Regions from separate parts of the Homo sapiens genome. Here region 2 is linked to region 1. Evidence: chromatin contacts called from ENCODE Hi-C or POLR2A ChIA-PET data. All regions are on one chromosome and are shown on one strand. Each heading gives the region's core, a stretch centred on a gene start or an enhancer-like site at or near the end of the contact. The rest is flanking DNA. Distances are from core to core; before and after follow the strand shown. Region 1 holds the start of PEX13 (peroxisomal biogenesis factor 13). Region 2 has its middle 120 kb from the start of XPO1.

Region 1 (5,964 bases), core at 3,310-5,809:
AGGTTTTTAGCTTCTTTGCGACGGGTTAGAACATGCTCCTTTAGCTCGGAGAAGTTTGTTATTGCCGACCTTCTGAAGCCTACTTCTGTCAACTCGTCAAAGTCATTCTCTGTCCAGCTTTGTTCCGTTGCTGGCAAGGAGCTGCGATCCTTTGGAGGAGATGAGGTGCTCTGATTTTTAGAATTTTCAGCTTTTCTGCTCTGGTTTCTCCCCATCTTTGTGGTTTTATCTACCTTTGGTCTTTGATGTTGGTAACCTACAAATGGGGTTTTGGTGTGGATGTCCTTTTTGTTGATGTTGAAGCTATTCCTTTCTGTCTACTAGTTTTCCTTCTAATGGTCACGTCCCTCAGCTGCAGGTCTGTTGGAGTTTGCTGGAGGTCCACTGCAGACCCTGTTTGCCTGGGTATCACCAGCAGAGGCTACAGAACAGCAAATATTGCTGCCTGATCCTTCCTCTGGAAGCTTTGTCCCAGAGGGACACCTGCCTGTTTGAGGTGTCTGTCAGCCCCTACTGGGAGGTGTTTCCCAGTCAGGCTACACGGGGGTCAGGGACCCACTTGAGGAGGCCGTCTGTCCGTTCTCAGAGCTCAAACACCATGCTGGGAGAACCACTGCTCTCTTCAGAGCTATCAGACAGGGACGTTTAAGTCCACAGAAGTTTCTGCTGCCTTTTGCTCAGCTATGCCCTGCCCACAGAGCTGAAGTCTATGGAGGCAGTAGGCCTTGCTGAGCTGCAGTGGGCTCCTCCCAGTTCAAGCTTCCTGGGCGCTCTGTTTACCTACTCAAGCCTCAGCAATGGTGGATTCCCCTCCCCCTGCCAGGCTGCTGCCTCGCAGATTGATCTCAGACTGCTGTGCTAGCACTGAGCAAGGCTCCATGGGTATAGGATCCGTCAAGCCAGGCATGGGAGAGAATCTCCTGGTCTGCTTGTTGCTAAGACTGTGGAAAAAGCCCACTATTTGGGCAGAAGTGTCCCATTTTTCCAGGTATAGTCTGTCACGGCATCCCTTGGTTAGGAAAGGGAAATCCCCCAATCCCTTGCGCTTCCTGGGTGAGGTGATGCCCCGCCTCGATTTGGCTCACCCTCCATGGGGTGCGACCAGTGTTCAACCAGTCCCAGTGAGATGAACCAGGTACCTCAGTTGGAAACACAGAAATCACCCGTCCTGTGCGTCAATCACGCTGGGAGCTGCAGACCAGAGCTGTTCCTATTCCCACATTTTCATACTAAAGCGAAAATACATACAATGGTCTCAACAGATGCAGAAAAGCCATTCATAAAATTTAATATTTCTTCACAATAAAAATCTGAGCAAGGTAAGGGCTGGGCATAGTGACTCACACCTGTAATCTCAGCACTTTGGGAGGCCTAGGTGGGCAGATCACCTGAGGTCAGGAGTTCAAGACCAGCCTGGCCAACATAGTGAAACCCCATCTCTATTAAAAATACAAAAATTAGCTGGGCGGAGTGGCACGCGCCTGTAGTCTCAACTGTCCGGGAGACTGAGGCAGGAGAATCACTTGAACCCAGGAGGTAGAGGTTGCCATGAGCCAAGATTGCGTCTCTGCACTCCAGCCTGGGAGACACAGTGAGACTCCATCTCAAACAAAAATAAAAATGAAATAAAAATAAAATAAAATAAATCTGAGCAAGGTAGAGAGAGAGAATTTTGACAAGATATCTATCAAAAACAAAAAGCAAACTTCACATTTAACAGTAAAACTTCAGAAGCACTCCAGTGGAAGTCAGGACCAATACAAGGATGCTAGCTTATCTGTAAATGACAGAACTGGCTACACAAAACTAAAGAGAATTTCAACCAAACCATCAGAACTAATTAAGAGTTTGAGATTATGCTGTACATAATATTTACATTAAAAAAAATCAATAGCATTCTGCCATACCAGTTAATAACCAACTGGAAAATGTAAAAGGAAAAAAGAAAGCCCATTTGCAACTACTACAGCAAAAATAATCTAGGAATAAAAAATAAAATATGGAAAAAAATTTCATGGAGGTAATTATAAGTTTTTTGTTGTTGTTGTTGTTTGAGATGGAGTCTCCCTCTGTTGCCCAGGCTGCAGTGCAGTGGCGTGATCTTGGCTCACTGCAAGCTCCGCCTCGTGGGTTCACGCCATTCTCCTGCCTCAGCCTCCTGATTAGCTGGGACTACAGGTGCCCGCCACCGCACCCAGCTAATGTTTTTTTGTATTTTTAGTAGAGACGGGGTTTCTCCGAGTTAGCCAGGATGGTCTCGATCTCCTGACCTCGTGATCTGCCCGCCCAGTCTCCCAAAGTGGATAATTATAAGATATTTAAGGCAAAAAGATAAATTCCCACCAATTGTAGCTTATACAATATTCATGGAATAAAAACTTACTTGATCCATAAATTCAGCTCAGTTCCAATAAAAATCCCAGTAAGTCTTTTTATAAAGGACTAAGTGTAAAGAGCGCAATTACAAAGAACAGCAATGTGTGGAAACTCTTGACATACTACATATCAAGACTTATAAAATTCTGTAATTAAGATAGTGTGGTGCTAGTAGAAAGTCAGAAAATGCCCAAAACAGAACTACATATTTAGGAAACCTTGATATGACATAGATGGCATTAAAAACTAAGAATAGACTACTCAATAAATGGTGCTGCGACAATTAGTTACCTATATGGAAAAAAAAATTAGATTTTTATACAAAGTCAGTTCCATGTGGATTAAATGCAAATGAAAAAACCGGAAGATTTAAAAGAAAACATACAGAAAAACTGTCCTGATCTAGGTAGACAGGATTTCTTAACCAAGACAAAAAGCATAAACAATAAAATATGACAATTTTGGCTGTATTAAAATCAAAAACATCTGTACAAAAAATTGAACATAAATATAAAGAGGAGAAGCCACACAGTGAAAAATATTAGCAAAATGTAGTAACAAAAAAGGATTAGTTTAACAATACTCTTACAAATTGGTAAGCAAAGATAAAGCCAATAGAAAATTGGGCAACAGAAAAAACAAAAACAGATACAAAAAATAATATATAAATAGTAACATGTAATTAGATATAAAATATATATTATTGTTACATTGTTAAGTTTTAGATATAAAATGCATATAAATAGCACAAACCTAAGTACTAAAATATAAAAACATTACTGGGTATGCGAAACACCAAATAAGGACAATAGTCACCACTATAAAGAAGAATGGGAGAGTTTAGCCGTCTTTTATTTTGAAAAATTCGACATAAGTCTGGCAAATGTTAACACTGTTTAAAGTTGAGTAGTGAATATATAGGTATTATCTTACTCTCTACTGGTCTCTGTGTTTAAAATATTTCACGATAAAGTGGGAAAATGGTTAATTTTACATAAAAAGAACTTTAACAGATGCAAAAAATAAAACCTCTCTCATTCGACAAGCAGCCTAAATGGGGAAAAAAGAACCCACTCAAAAAAAAGGTAGCAGATAATGTCACCGTGGCTTACCAGCCTAATCAAACTTATTACTTGTTATGTATATATCCTTATTAAACTAAGTCGTTACTGTGTTAAAGCATTTTAGTGTTTAAATAAAAGATTTCAGAATACAGCAGAAATACATTCCAATATGTTGGGGTTTTTACGCTTAGGAAAACCTACAATAGTAGGTGATTTGACATTTGAATCACACCTATCTGAATTAAGATGTCCAGCACTACCAAACAAAAGCCACACGAGGCCACGAAACACTCCCAACTCTGCATGTTTTAGCCTTTTTAAAGTCCTAGAAACCAACTGATACTGATTAAAAACCAAACAAAAAAAAAATACAGGCCTCAGAAAAATACACTATTTTGCACACAAAGTCCATCCATAGGCCTCAGATCTAGAACTCCTGCTTTAAAGTTGCTTCTCCAATCTCGATCCGAAACACTGGCTGAGTTATGCTGGAAAAGAATGCAAAGTGTACGGGGCTTGAGTTCCTGTTGCGTAAAACCTTTCCGGCTTTCAGCAACTTCTCGAGAGGTTAACACCTTTAAGGAGAGACTTTGCTCCCTGTCGATGCCGTGGCTGGACAAATGCCGCTCTCAACTGCTACAGACCAAAGTCTACGCTTTAAAGATAGAGAAGCCATTCTGTCAAAGTGAAAACAGAAGCGGTAGGTAGGAAGCCGCCCCCCTTTCTTTCAAGCACAGAGACCCAGAGAGACGCCCAGGAGCTCCCGAAAAAAACGTTGCTGATTAGAGCTGCCGGGTCAGAAACAGCTGTGAGACACTAAAGTCCCCACTGGTAAGCGCCCCAGCTCCACCTCGGCCCCTATCCCCAAGGTTGGGTATTGGTTAAAGGGGGGAAGGGAATACCTCCACTAACAACCGCTACAACCGCCTCCTGCCAAGTCCCCGCTCGGGCCCACTAAACTCACAGCCTGAAGAATCCCACACTCACTGGAAAGTGGGGCCCGGTCCTGGTCCCGGTCCGGCTCCCGGAATTCGGCGGGTCTCCCAGGGTTTGGGGGGAGGTGGCGGCTGGGACGCCATCTCCTCCGCCTCCTCTCGGCTCCCGCTCCTACCCCTGACTGTCCAGGCCCGCGTAGACCAGCACCTGGAGCGTAAGACACAACGGGCAGAACACCGAGCCGTCCACCCCGCCCACCCTTGCAGTCAGGACAAGGCTTGAGTTACTTTGCCAGCTGAATCCATACAGCGGGAGGATGCCACTAATTTGTAGGAAGAAACACGCTCTTTGTATTTGCCCCAGAAAGAGCTGCCTTTCTAAACCTCAGGGTAAAGGCTCATCGATATTTCTGGTAGCGGCTACAACTCCCTAGACGTCGGAGTCCCACCGAGGCTTTTCTGGGAGTGGACCAGTCGGGCTGGGAGTAAAGCCGCACGCACTCCTTCGCTCGTGGGGGAGGTAGGGTGAGGTGGCAAACCAGGCAGTTTTTCGGATTTCCTCTACAAACAAGAAGGGAGAAGCTCACTTAGTCCTAGCGAGAGCGGGCTGGTACTTTTGTTCTAAAACGCACGTTTCCTCGGGGAACAGAATTGCTAGACGCAATAGGTGCGTTGTCTTTAGTCTTCCCTCTTCCCTTCGAGGGCCGGAAGGGGTTAAATCTCAGGCTCCGGCGTCTGGGGAGAAGGTGAGGCGGGTAGGTAAGAGGTGAAGGAGTGCAGACTGGGTGCAAAAGAGGTGTGGCGGGAGAGAGTTCGTTTCTCTCCTGCTGGAGCGGCTTTGTTAGCAAAGGAGGGGTGAGTGGGAAGTTTGTTGCACCTGACCGAAGGGGGAAGGGCTTGCTTGGCGAAAACTGAGGCTTGAGGTTAGATCTCGGGATGAACTTTTCAAGAGTCCACAGTAGATTCCAGAGCTGAATGTTTCAGAAGCCCAGTGAAGTGTGATCACCTCTTTCTCCGTAAATCCACACCCCCAGCCCCACGCCGCGTTACGAATGACACCCTTCGGTAGGGAAATGAGTTTTAAAAGATCTTAGGATATGAGACTCAGTCTGGTCATTTCGCTAGTTTTTCTTATACCCTGCCCCTTTTCTCGTTTTCGATGACTGGTTTTTGTAATCGTCCAAGAGGTGAAAATAAAGTCCTTCCTCTCCTCCAGTAAGCCAGAGACTGGGCTAGTTATCCTTGATTTGGGGAGGAGGGATTCAGTCCTCCTAGGGAGCCTGACACATGAAAGGCGGCTTTGTAGCAACTTGTTACAGAGTTATTTCTATAAAACAAACACATAAACGAAAAGCAAACATCTTGAGGGTAACCAACACTGGAAAACTTACATTGTGGAATGCCTTTCTCAGGGCTTGCTTTCAAACATAATAAATCTAATATGGACAACCGATTTCTAATATCTTATGAAATCCTGGCATTTAATTATCTCACGATGAAAAAACCAAATTTAAGACGTAACGTATTTTCTCCTTTTAATGTTAACATTCTTGAGAAGTTGATAAATTGTTGGTAGGTGAAAATGATGT
Region 2 (6,893 bases), core at 903-3,402, 640 kb before region 1:
GCTGGGTGTGGTGGCACTTGCCTGTAATCCCAGCCACTCGGGAGGCTGAAGCAGGAGAACTGCTTGAACCCGGGAGGCGGAGGTTGCAGTGAGCTGAGATCACACCACTGCCCTGCAGCCTGGGCAACAGAGCGAGACTCCGTCTCAAAAAAAAAAAAAAAGAAAAGAAAAGAAAAGAAAATGAAAACTAGGGAGCTATTACAGTAGTCCAGGTGAAAGATCATGGTGTCTTGAACTAAGATGACAGCAGTGAAGATAGATATGGACAGACTCAACATATTAATGCACAACCAAAAACTCAGCTTTATGCCTAAGGGGGAAGCAAGGGAAGCATTCTCACTAAACTTAGGAACAAGACAGGATGCCCACTATCACCATGTTATTTAACATCTTTCTAGATGTGTTAGTCAATGCAGTTAGACAAGAGAAGAGAACTCATGGTATCAAAACTGGAAAAAAGTTATAAAGTATCGCTATTTACATAGATTCTATTATTATATATCTAGAAAACCCAACAGAATCAAATATAAAATCCACTATAAACAAAACAAATATTCTATTAATGTCTATAAACCAATTATCTTTTATGTATGCAAATAGCAATCAATTAGATATAGTGGGGGAAAGACACTATTTTTAATAGCAACAAAAAACGTAAATTCCCAGACCAGGCATGGTGGCTCATGACTATAATCCCAGCATTTTGTAAGGTTGAGGTGGGCAGATCACTTGAGCCCAGAGTTCAAGACCAGCCTGGGCAACATAGTGAAACCCCGTCTCTACAAAAAAAAATACAAAAATTAGCGGGTCGTGGTGGTGCATCCCTATAGTCCCAGCTACTCAGGAGGCTGAGGTGGGAGGATCGCTTGAGTCCAGGAGGTTGAGGCTGCAGTGAGCCATGATCATGCCACTGCTCCAGCTTGGGCAACACAGTGAGACCCTGTCTCAAAAATAAAAATTTAAAAATTCCTAGGAATAGACTTGCCAAGAATTGTACAAGGTCTATATGATGAAAACTTTAAAATTTTCCTCAGGAACACAGCAAAAACTTGGAACAAATGGGAAGGTCTCCCATGCTCTTGGATAGGATAACATTCACAAAACATCAGTTCTCCCTACACGCATCCACACATTTAGAAACAGATACACCTTTGATTCATTGGCAAATGCAGTTTGGGTTGCTTAACAGGTGAAAACAGAAGCCACAAGGTGGTAGAACAATGTTAATTGAGGAGAAGTGCCTTTTTATGGAGGTAGAGGCAGAACAGTGTGTGCAAAAACACGGGAAATATTTATTCCATCCAAAGTGTGCAAAGACCTGGGGTGGGAAGTACTTACCCCATCCAACGAACTCAAAAGTGGATTGCAGTAAGTGAGGAAGAGAGAGTATGCATTGAATTTGGAAAGGTAGTGAGTTTAGAAGAAGTGAACAGAAAGTGAAGCAGTGGAGACTGGAGGCTGCAGGCCATAATCCCAGCAAGACTGGCTGCTCTGGAGGCAGGGATAGGATGCTGACTGATAGCTCCTTAGCAAGGGAAGTATTCAGCCCCACCCCTCCCTCTAAGAGGGCAGGGATTCTTCATTGCTATGTTTAGAGTAGTACTGCATATGAACTGGACCTTCATGGATGTCTCCCAAAGTCCCTGAGCTCAGTGACCTTGGTTCTTCCTAGGTCCCATGGCTCTCACTGGAAATTGGTTCTCAACAGTCCATTTTCAGCCCTTCACAGGAGACATATGGTTCTTTTCACAAGACATCCACTCTTGACTTAATACCAGCAGGGCATGATGAACTTGGCATTGTTTATCCAGAAGCAGGGAAGGATGAGTGAGGGAAGCTCCACTCGCCCCAGGGCCACCCTGCTGCAGTGATCTGTGGCACAAAGGCCAGAGAACCGGCTCCTTACAGAGGTGCAGTTGTGGTTAGGAATGGAGGAGAGCTAACAGAACTATGACCTCTTACCCAGAGTTAACCAAAGATATGGCGGTGTAGACTTAGGAAGCCCCAACTTTATGTACCTAATCAATGCCTGATTTCCTGTCCCAAAGAAGCTTGGGCCCTGGGAAGGTGACTTGAAGTCCATTTCCTGGAACAAAGGCACACAGCAGTCCTGCTTCATGAGCTGCCAAGTAAAACTGTCAGAATCTATTTAAGAAAACCAGGCCAGTCTGGCCGTCTGGCTGCATTTACTGAGAATGGCCACTGAGACAAAGAGGGAAAGAGTGTTCATTCAATTCATTCACTGATATTTACTGAGGGCCTACCACATGCCAAGTCTCTTCTAGGTGGTAGGGATACAGAAATGAGCCAAATAGACACAACCCCTGTCCTCACAAGGCTTACTTTCTGGTGGAGGGAGATAGACCAATAAAGATGTAGACAAAATAGTATTAGTTAGAAGGGGTTAAGTGCTTCAGTTTCAGTTAGCATAGAAAAATGTCAATAGGACATTTTTAGGATACAACAAGGTATTGGCAGAGCATATAGATTAGGTGCAGGACCCTGTATTAATGTGGTAGAGCAGTCGATGAGGGGCTTTCTAAAAAGGTGACATTTAAGCTGAATCCTGAAAGATAAAGAGCCAGGCATGTGAAGAGTAAAGGAGAAGGAGAAATATTACAAAGGCCTGAGTTAGGCAAGAACTTGGAATGTTCAAAAAACAGAAAGAACATCAATTTCTGCAGTGCACAGAGTTGGGAAAGATCCTGAAGGTGAGGCTGGGGAGGCCAACATGTCTTGAGAATGTGGGTCTTTCCTAACATGTTGTGCCCGTTACAGCACGATTATCGATTCGAACATAACACTGCCCACTCACAGCTCACTGCCTAACTCAGCTACCTGGCCTCAGCTCAGAGACAGGCCATCTTAAGAAAGTCCCAAGAATGGCCAAAGCAGAAGTCAAGTTTATGCTCCAAAGCTCATATACAACACTCATCGGGGAGCTTCTGGGATTTTCATTCAGATAATTTTCTTTCATCTTAAATACTCTTTTAATAAATTTCCTTATTGGGTTTCCAAGCCAACAGCAAATTACAAGCAACAGATTAGAAGGGGAGGGAAGGGCAGGCACTCTGTTCAAATGACATTTTAATTCAGTGACTCATTTTGCTTGGACACCACACTCCTCTGATACTGGCTTCATGTGACTGCAAGGACTCCCAGGATCACTCGAGCACCAGTCTGACATTTATGTTTACTGTACCATGGTACAGTGAGGACACTGATACACATTAGCAGTCCAAGATACAAGTCCTGATTGCCCCATTCATAGTTTTGTGTCCCCATTAGATTGTGAATGACATAAGGACATGTGTCTTAGTCATCTTTCAGTTCACCCATAACCCATGCCCCTTCTTCAAGCCTAGAATAATGCCAGTCATGTAATAGTGCCTGATAAATGGATCTGGAATAAATAAATGGAAATATGATCTTGGATAAATTACTCTCTGTGTTCCTCAAATGCCTCATCTATAACAGGAAAGAGCATGTGCATCTTAAGGGCTTGCTTGGAATATTAGATAACACAATATATATAGAAAGAGTAATGTTAAGTAAACGTACAATATAAATATGAGATATTTTGCTCCTTGTGGCTGAATCACACAGAGGTGTCCTTCAAAGGGTCAAGGGACCATTTAGGTCTTTATGCCTATGTCTTGAGTAGTTGCCACTAGATGGCAATATTTTCTTAAGGCATGGTTAGCCATTTTTGAGTCTACCCCAGTGGTCTTCAAACTGGGGATTCCCATGCTGTTGGGAGTACAAAATGCTTTCCAAGAGGTGCTCAATTATAGATAGCTTTGTGGAAATCTGATCCTCAACTTCAATGTATTCTCTTTCCTAAAATCAGCCTGCTTGGGAAAGCACCCATGTTCACAATAGCTCTTCTCCAACTTTTCAAAAACGAAAGCATACCCGTTCTTCACCTGAAATCTTATTTTATGGCACCATCAGATAAATACCCACCAAGACATCAGACGAAGGTGAAATCTTCAACAATCAAAAAGGAACCAGTCTTTTTCTATCTTTCACATACTTCTGTTAAGAGTGAAGGCCGGGCGCGGTGGCTCACGCCTCTAATCCCAGCACTGTGGGAGGCCGAGGTGGGCGGATCACGAGGTCAGGAGATCGAGACCATCCTGGCTAACACGGTGAAACCCCGTCTCTACTAAAAATATAAAAAATTAGCCGGGCGTGGTGGCGGGCGCCTGTAGTCCCAGCTACTCGGGAGGCTGAGGCAGGAGAATGGCGTGAACCCGGGAGGCGGAGCTTGCAGTGAGCTGAGATAGCGCCACTGCACTCCAGCCTGGGCTACACAACGAGACTCCATCTAAAAAAAAAAAAAAAAAAAAAAAAAGAGTGAAACTTGGCTTTAGGAATGGGGTATTTTGGCTCTTGTTGTTATGGTCTTCATGAATAAAATATATGGTAAGTGGGGTGGTGGGAGTAAGACCTTTTCCATCCTCTAAGAATTATTGGCAAATGCCTTGATCTTAAGAAAGCAAAGCAAAGAGAGCATCTGTTTAAAAAATGCTAAAAAATAGCTCTTTTACATATATAAATATAGTAAATTTTCAGCCAGGTGCAGTGGCTCACACCTGTAATCCCAGCATTTTGGGAGAGCAAGGCAGGCAGATCATGACGTCAAGAGATTGAGACCATCCTGGCCAACATAGTGAAACCCTGCCTCTACTAAAAATACAAAAATTAGCTGGGCGTGGTGGCGGGCACTTGTAATCCCAGCTACTCGGGAGGCTGAGGCAGGAGAATCGCTTGAATCCGGGAGGCGGAGGTTGCAGTGAGCTGAGATTGTGCCACTGCACTCCAGCCTGGCAACAGAGCAAGACTCTGTTTCAAAAAAAAAAAAAAAACACAAAAACACTGTATATACATAGTAATTTTCAGCTATTCTCAATACTCATCTCAAACTCACATCATTAGCAGGAATGAAATATGTTGGAATGGCCAAAGCAGTTAATTATTTTAATTTATTTATTTACTTTTATTTATTTATTTTTAAAGATGAGGTTTCACCATGTTGGCCAGGCTGGTCTGGAACTCCTGGCCTCAGGTGATCTACACACCTTGGCCTCCCAAAGTGCCGGGATTACTGGTGTGAGCCACCACACCTGGCCTACTTACTTATTTTTGAAACAGGATCTCACTGTGACCCAGGCTGGAGTGGAGTGGCATGATCAAAGCTCACTGCAGCATTGACCTCCCAGCTCAAGCAATTCTCCCACTTCAGCCTCCCTAGTTGGTGAGACTACAGGCACGCCCCACCATGCCAGGCTAATTTTTCTATTTTTTGTAGAGATGAGGTTTCACCAGTTGTCCAAGCTGATCTCGAACTTCTGGGGTCAAGCCATCCTCCCACCTTGGTCTCCCAAAGTGCTGTGATTACAGGCGTGAGCCACCACAACCAGCTGATTATCTTAAATGTAACTAAAATATGTTTTTAGGATCACCAAACTTTTCATGACACACTAGCTAAAAGAAACCAATAAAACTTTTACATGATTTCTTTCAAATGTGGTGTGTGTTTTTCAACAAGGTAGTTATAAAATATTTGTATCAAATCATATGATAAACTATTCATACTCCATTTGCAGAACAAAATAAAATTTTAAAACATTCCAATATTTGTCAATTCTTATCTTTATTATCTCATTTTATTTAATATTGTCTATTTCCCACTAACGAAAACACAATTCTATGTTACTTGCCAGATCAATTCATTTTTGCAGCTTATTTATATGTTTTCATTAAATCCGTAAGAAAAGTTTTCTCATGATATCTAATGAAACTGGCTGGGCGAGGTGGCTCATGCCTATAATCCTACCACTTTGGGGAGACAAGGCAGGAGGATTGTTTGAGCTGAGGACAACATAGTGATATCATGCATGTCTCTACAAAAAACATTTAGAAATTAGTTGAGCATGGTGGCACTCACCTGTAGACCCAGCTACTTGGGAAGCTGAGGCAGGAGGATCACTGGAGGCCAGGAAATTGAGGCTGCAGTGAGCTATGATCACACCACTGCACTCCAACCTGGGTGACAGAGCAAGGTCTTATCTCAAGATAAAATTAAATTAAATTAAAGTAATGGTTCTATGTCTGATTTCCTCAGAGTTTGATACTTGCATATAGATACATTTTACCAAAGGAATGTCATTATTTGTACTATATTCCTTGCTCTATAAATAGTTTATAATTTGGCTACTCATGACATTGCATTACTGTAAATTAGATAATAAAGAACAGTATATTGATTTGTTAACTTGTTTTTATAACTTTAAAAACTAATAAATGGAAAAAATACATAACTGAATTATACTAAATCTACCTCAACTTAATCTTTCCCACTTTTAATCCTTACAACAACCCTTAATATAGGTACTATTATTTCCCACACAGAGTTAGGTAATTTATCCATAGTTACAAAAGAAAAAAAAAGCCCTTTGCACAGGCCAATAATAGATGTCACAAGAACCACGACATATATAAAGTGTATAAGCAAGTCTTAAGTTACACTTTATATATTCCAACTGAAGTGGTTAAAATACGCTATTCAGTGCGGTGCTGCACGCTAGTAATCCCAGCACTTTGGGAGGCCGAGGTGGGTGGATCACTTGAGGTCAGGAGTTCGAGACCAGACTGACCAACATGGTGAAACCTTGTCTCTACTAAACACAAAAAATTAGCCAGGTGTGGTGGTGCATGCCTGTAATCTCAGCTACTTGGGAGGCTGAGGCAGGAGAATTGCTTGAACCTGGGAGGCAGAGGTTGCAGTGAGCCGAGACTGCACCATTGCACTCCAGCCTGGGCAACAAGAGCAAAACTCCATCTCAAAAAAAAAGAAAACAAAAAAAAACCACGCTATTCTAGGCCTG

The links. Hi-C counts contacts between places; a loop is a spot of excess contacts on that map. ChIA-PET counts read pairs that join two places held with the same protein, here RNA polymerase II (POLR2A). Pooled maps may share reads with other maps.
Region 2: a pooled map shows a loop between it and region 1 (6-fold over the local background). The contact joins the enhancer-like site here to the promoter of PEX13 in region 1. A Hi-C loop is called at or near these places in 1 of 37 single-sample maps with no recorded cell type and 7 of 50 pooled maps. POLR2A ChIA-PET finds 5 or more read pairs at or near these places in 2 of 52 experiments (OCI-LY7 and activated T-cell).

What each region holds. Positions count from the first base shown.
Region 1 is chr2:61,016,315-61,022,278 of GRCh38, reverse strand. It overlaps PEX13 (peroxisomal biogenesis factor 13), which reads right to left and starts at 4,559. Exons shown (of 4, transcript NM_002618.4): 1 at 4,428-4,559. The coding sequence starts at 4,519. It overlaps PUS10 (pseudouridine synthase 10), which reads left to right and starts at 4,024. Exons shown (of 18, transcript NM_144709.4): 1 at 4,024-4,271. RefSeq lists an enhancer at 4,103-4,152.
Region 2 is chr2:61,655,855-61,662,747 of GRCh38, reverse strand. No RefSeq gene overlaps it. Among named protein-coding and RNA genes, the nearest start is that of XPO1, 120 kb to the right of the region's middle. Within about 2 kb of position 2,152, at least 9 of the 41 ENCODE cell types and tissues checked have a DNase peak (open chromatin) inside an H3K27ac peak, as active enhancers do.